Linked DNA regions of Homo sapiens: region 2 is linked to region 1. A link is an interaction called in ENCODE POLR2A ChIA-PET data of the cell type or tissue named here. Cell type or tissue: CD4-positive, alpha-beta T cell. All regions are shown on one strand. Each heading gives the region's core, and the rest is flanking DNA. Links, peaks and the distances in the headings are about the cores only. Region 1 overlaps ERN1 (endoplasmic reticulum to nucleus signaling 1). Region 2 overlaps PECAM1 (platelet and endothelial cell adhesion molecule 1).

Region 1 (2,908 bases), core at 151-2,650:
AGACGGGGTTTCACCATGTTGGCCAGGCTGATCTCCAACTCCTGACCTCAGATGATCCGCCCGTCTCAGCCTCCCAAAGTGCTGGGATTACAGGCATGAGCCACCACGCCTAGAACTAGAAATAAAGTTAGAACTTTATTTCTAGTTCTAACACTAACTAGCGGACTCTATCAATCCTAACCTCTCTGTAAAATGAGCCAAATGCTGTGTCTAGTCTGGTCCCGTGCTCTGTGACGTGACTGGGAATTTGGAGATGCATTTGTTCTTTCCAGGATTAAGGTACAAAAATTACTTGAAGGCCTCATCCTGGCTGCACATCAGAGTCACTTGGGCCTTAAAACATTTTTTGCTGGTTTATTTGGTAGAGATGGGGTCTTTCATTGTTGCCCAGTCTGGTCTCAAACTCCTGACTTCAAGTGATCCTCTTGTCTTGGCCTCCCAAAGTGCTGGGATTACAGGTGTAAGCCACTGAGCCTGGCCTTAAACATTTTTTTTTTAAAAAAGAAAAGATGCCGGCCCCCACTCCCAGAGATTCCAATTTCATTCACATAGGATGGGGCCCCAGCACAGCGTTTTTAAAAAGCTCCCCAGGTGACTGAGTCATGGCTGGGAAGCACCGCCTCAAGTAACACATTCCTAGCCACAGTTGTGGCCCCCTGTACAGGTGATTCTCTCACTCCTAGTGGCCCCTCAGGAGTCATGGGCCATTTGCTTTAAGAGAAGAGAGATCTGATTTACCTTGGTCAACAAACTTCTCTGACTCAACTGGAGATCAATGACAATGTCAGGTTCTAGGGATGTGACAGCACTGTTTGTTCAGAGAATGTACAGAAAAATTCGGTTTCCATGACAGACACTCCTGCAGCCCAGACAAACAATTATTCCTTCATCTGACAGAGAGGGGGGAAATAATCCACTGGAGAATGGGATGGTTTTGAATTATAATTATAAATTAGTCTACTAACAAAGGAAGTCATGTTTAATACATGAGAGGACAACTCTGGGCCAAGGTTCATTTTTTTAACAGTGAAACATCATGCTGAGTGAAAAATGAAACTGACATGAAATAATCACAAACTGTTTACCTCATGGAGTTTGGCAATGGAAAAATTAATCTCATTACTGATAAGAAGAGCCCACCAAAAGAACACTACACACTATGGGTCACGTCCACCCAAGCAAATATCCTGAAAGCTCCTCTAGTTCTGTAGAAAGACACACAACTGGTGCAATCCCATTAAAGAATATAAAATATAGCTGAAGCAATACCTCCCACCCCCATCCACAACCCACTTGCTTGATGATATAATACAGCCCCTTTATTGGTCTTAATGAGTCTCAAAGAAGAATTCAATAAATATTTGCTGAGTGCCCCCTACAGTGGGTATAACCAGCATGCCACGTTAAATGCCACAGAGGATGCAACCATCAGCAAGCCAGGGTCCCTGCCTTCTCGGATGAACCAGCAAGGGAAGTGAGACACACTCCCAGGGGCACCTTCCTTCCCCCCTTGCTCCTTCCTTCCCTCATTAGTCTCCTCTGAGAGCTACCTAAGCTAACTTGAATCCCTCCATTGTGGTTTAAGAGCCAGAGTCACAGCCACTGTCTCTCTCCTGTCATCACAGACCTGCTCCCTGGTGCCAGAACTGCTTGGCAGGTGGCGCCTCTGCAAAGGCAAACACCCAGAACCAGCACGGTAATGCAAGAGTTCTATCTTTTCAGGACTTCTTGGTGAAGGCTGTGACTGAGCTAGAGAAGAGCGGCTTGGGTTAAAGGCCTCTAAGGAAAGAACTTTCAGTTTTGTTCTTTCAGACATATGACTAGGCGAGATGTTACTGAAAACATGCACCTGCTTGGATATTATTAGACTCCAAGCAAAGAAATTAGCTTAAACTGTGAATTAGGCTTAGCAGGCAATTTTTTGTTGTTGTTGTTGAGACGGAGTCTCTGTTGCCCAGGCTGGAGTGCAATGGCAGGATCTCAGCTCACTGCAACCTCCGCCTCCCAGGTTCAAGCGATTCTTCTGCCTCAGCCTCATGAGTAGCTGGGATTACAGGTGCCCGCCACCATGCCTGGCTAATTTTTGTATTTTTGTAGAGATGGGGTTTCACCATGTTGGCCAGGCTGGTCTTGAACTCCTGACCTTATGATCCGCCCGCCTCAGCTTCCTGAAGTGCTGGAATTACAGGCGTGAGCCACTGTGCCCAGCCGAGCAGGCTTTTAATCCCTACTCTCTCCATGATTGCTGGATTTGACTCTACAGTTGAAAATGGCCAATTTCCTTGATGGAGACTCTCAGGTGAAGGCAGCATTCCCATCTCAAAATGGCATCTTCGCACAACTGCAACAAAGGGTAGAAGGCCATGATTCTTAACGGAGGAAAAATAACATTATCTGGGTATTTTCCTGAAGCTTACAAGAAAGCCTACTGGCCTAGACCTTCTCTAGATCCTTCTCTCATGGCCACATAGTTTGGTCAGCTCCTCAGGGTATGACTGAGGGTAGCCAGACTGGTTTGTCCCAACATACGCACCAGAACATAAGCACTGCAGGGGCTTCTCTTCAAAGGGAGGTAGGAGGATCAAGTTTAAGGTTTGGTTCTGCCACTCACACATGACCCTGGACAGGTTACCAGCCCTTGCTGGTTGCCTTTTCCCATCTGTCTGCTCTGGAAGACAGAGCAGGGTAGTAATTTTTCTCAGCTTGGGAGAGGAGGGTAATGCCTGAGAGAGGGTGCCCCAAACACCACCCTCCTAGGTTCTGATGTGCTCATACTGTTACTGAGGGATGTGCGCCATATTTCTTATGTGCAGCTGGAAGGGGAAAAAATTGAGACTCATTGGACTACATGGCCGAGAGCCCATCAAGCAGTCTAATGCACTCTGATTCCAGTTATCTTGGGAGGCTA
Region 2 (2,908 bases), core at 147-2,646, 260 kb after region 1:
CTTTGGACCAGCCGGGCACGGTGGTTTATGCCTGTAATCCCAGCACTTTGGGAGGCCGAGGCGGGTGGATCACTTGAGGTCAGGAGTTCAAGACCAGCCTGGCCAACATGGTGAAACCTCATCTCTACTAAAAATACAAAATTAGCCGGGTGTGGTGGTGGGCGCCTGTAATCCCAGCTACTTGGGAGACTGAGGCAGGAGAACTGCTTGAACCTGGGAGGCAGAGGTTGCAGTGAGCCAAGGTCATGCCATTGCACTCCAGCCTGGGAAATAAGAGCAAAACTCCATCTCAAAAAAACCTTTTTTTCCTTTGGACCATATTAATTTCTCTGCACTCCTCAATTAATATAGTTCCCTCCCAACCACTCTCTTCCCTCTCAGAGACAGTTAGGTCTCCTTCCATTACCTCTTCAGTACTTCCTCCTTCATTTTAAGCTATGCTGTGTATTCCAGTGACTCAACCAGGAGATACTAAAGAGCAGAAATCAAGTGCACGGAGCCAGACCTGGGCCAAATCTCATCTCTGCTACTAACAAAGCTGTGTGACCTTTGGCAAGTCCCTAAATTTCTCTGAGCCTCAGTTTGCTTATCCATACAATAGGCACAAGGAATGTAAGTATAAATGAGAACCTGAGTTTAATTACTTAAAGTAGAGTTCCTGGCACCTATAAAGTGCTTGAGAAATGTTAGCTAGATTCTTCCAGTTACAGAAATAAAGTCGACTCTTTTTTTATTTTTTAATTTTAATTTTTTAGAGATGGGGTCTTACTATGTTGTCCAGGCTATTCTTAAACGCCTGGCCTCAAGCAATCATCCCGCCTCAGCCTCCCCAAGTGCTGGGATTACAGGCATGAGCTGAAAATCAACTATTCAGAGCTTTAAAGCTGTGTCTCCACTACATGTTTCTAGGGATTTTTTTTTTTTTCAAATAAAAACCATATTTAAGGCTGGGCGTGGTGGCTCATGCCTGTAATCCCAGAACTTTGGGAGGCTGAGCTGGGCAGATCACTTGAGGTCAGGAGTTCGAGACCAGCCTCCTGGCTAACATGGTGAAACCCCATCTCTATTAAAGATACAAAAACTAGCCAGGCGTGGTGGCAGTTGCCTGTAATCCCATCTACTCGGGAGGCTGAGGCAGAAGAATCACTTGAACCTGGGAGGTGGATATTGCAGTGAGCCGAGATTGCACCACTGCACTCCAGCCTGGGCAACAAAGATAGACTCCATCTCAAAAAAAATAAACAAAATAAAAAGCATATTAAACATTTTCAGGTTAATTTAAAGCGACTTCTCCAGCCTCCCAGTTTTGCTCACTCCACTGCGTGCTCTCCACACGAGTCATTCATCTGCTCTCCTGTTTACTGAACGAGCTGCCCATCCCTGGCTGGTTATGCCCTAGACCAGCAGACAGTGCTGGGTACAGAAGGGAGTCAGACATACCAGATTCAAACCCGTGATCCCACAGTGCTTAGCTGGGTGATCTCGGGAGTTATTTAACCTCTCTGGGCCACCACGTCTCTGCCTACGAAGTAGGAACATGAATACCTGCCTTCTCTGGTATCTTTAACCTAAACAGTGACTGCGCCAAAGTGGCTGAGGGCACAGAAGGGGCCGTGTATATATTGCCCAGTGCCTGGCCTCTGGTTGACATTCTCTGCCTTCTTCCTTAGCACCATTCATAGCAAACATTTAAGGGGGTTTTTCTGTGCCAAGCACTGTCCCCCATACTGGGGGTTCAGAGAACAGTGAGGCTGGCAGTGTCTGCCCTTGGAGAGCTCATTCTGCACTCCACAACTCTTCCTACTCTGGGCCTTCCAGCCTCAGCACAACCCTTGCGTGAGCCTCCCACTAACCAGTCCTAGTTCATTTGATTTTTATAAAAGCCCTCCCTTTTTAAAAAACAATTTTAAAGCAAATTTGGCTAATGCACCAAGCAGTGGTTTTTCCAGTAGGGATGGTACCCACTAGCATGGGGCCCGTCCACCATCTTGTTTTTCTAAGCAACTCTAACACACATTATCTGCTCAAATAAACAAACTCGGCAGGGTGTGGCGGCTCACACCTGTAATCCCAGCTCTTTGGGAGGCCTAGGTCGGTGGATCACCTGAGGTCAAGAGTTCGAGACCCGCTGGCCAACATGGTGAAACCTAGCCTTTACTAAAAATACAAAAATTAGCCGGGCATGGTAGCGGGCACTTGTCATCCCAGCTACTCAGGAGGCTGAGGCAGGAGAATCACTTGAATCCAGGAGGTAGAGGTTGCAGTGAGCCAAGATCACATCATTGCACTCCAGCCTGAGCAATAGAGCAAAAACTCCATCTCAGAAAATAAATAAATTAACAATAAACGAACTCAATGGATGCACTGGCAGGAACACCACATTCCCATGGCTAGCTCGAACAGACAAGGGAGAAGAGAGGGCAGGATGGAAAAAAGAAAAGCATTTTATAAACTCTGTTGAGATATGAGTCTCAGCTCTTCATCTTAACACAAATATCATCGACAAAACAACAAAAACAGTGACCTAGTTTTTACCGCCACAACCACCACCACCTCCCTTGCTATAGAAGCCCTTCAAGATGCCCCCCCCAATGGTCCTTGCCCTCTGCTCATCACACTTACACGTGGTCACCTCCCACGTTAACATTAACCAACAAAATACTCCATCAGGTAATAAAAGACAATGCAGCTTTTATCCTGATCACTCTCTCTCCTGTCTGGGATCCCTCATTCTGGGGAATGCCAGCAGTCATAGCATAAGCAGCCCTGTGGAAGGTACCCAGGATGAGGAACTAAGGCCTCCAGCCCATAGCCACAGGAGTGAGCTTGGAAGCAGATTCCCCAGACTCAGTCAAGCCTTCAGATAACCGCAACCCTGACCAACAATTTATCTGCAATCTAATGAGAC

What was found. Peaks named below come from ENCODE experiments on the same cell type or tissue, not always from the same donor. Only the 100,000 strongest peaks of a DNase experiment are listed, where the experiment ranks them.
Region 2: POLR2A ChIA-PET joins it to region 1 with 7 read pairs; 3 of 35 experiments call an interaction of 5 or more read pairs at or near these places.

The regions. Positions count from the first base shown.
Region 1 is chr17:64,119,577-64,122,484 of GRCh38, forward strand. The region is part of intron 1 of ERN1 (endoplasmic reticulum to nucleus signaling 1); the gene reads right to left. Among named protein-coding and RNA genes, the nearest start is that of ERN1, 9.1 kb to the right of the region's middle. RefSeq lists enhancers at 1,462-1,521, 1,752-1,891. In CD4-positive, alpha-beta T cell, for the core only: no CTCF peak of the experiment used is centred there; a DNase peak (open chromatin) is centred at 1,685; H3K4me3 peaks cover 694 bases; H3K27ac peaks cover 1,544 bases.
Region 2 is chr17:64,381,810-64,384,717 of GRCh38, forward strand. All of the region lies in intron 2 of PECAM1 (platelet and endothelial cell adhesion molecule 1), which reads right to left. Among named protein-coding and RNA genes, the nearest start is that of PECAM1, 7.6 kb to the right of the region's middle. In CD4-positive, alpha-beta T cell, for the core only: no CTCF peak of the experiment used is centred there; no DNase peak of the experiment used is centred there.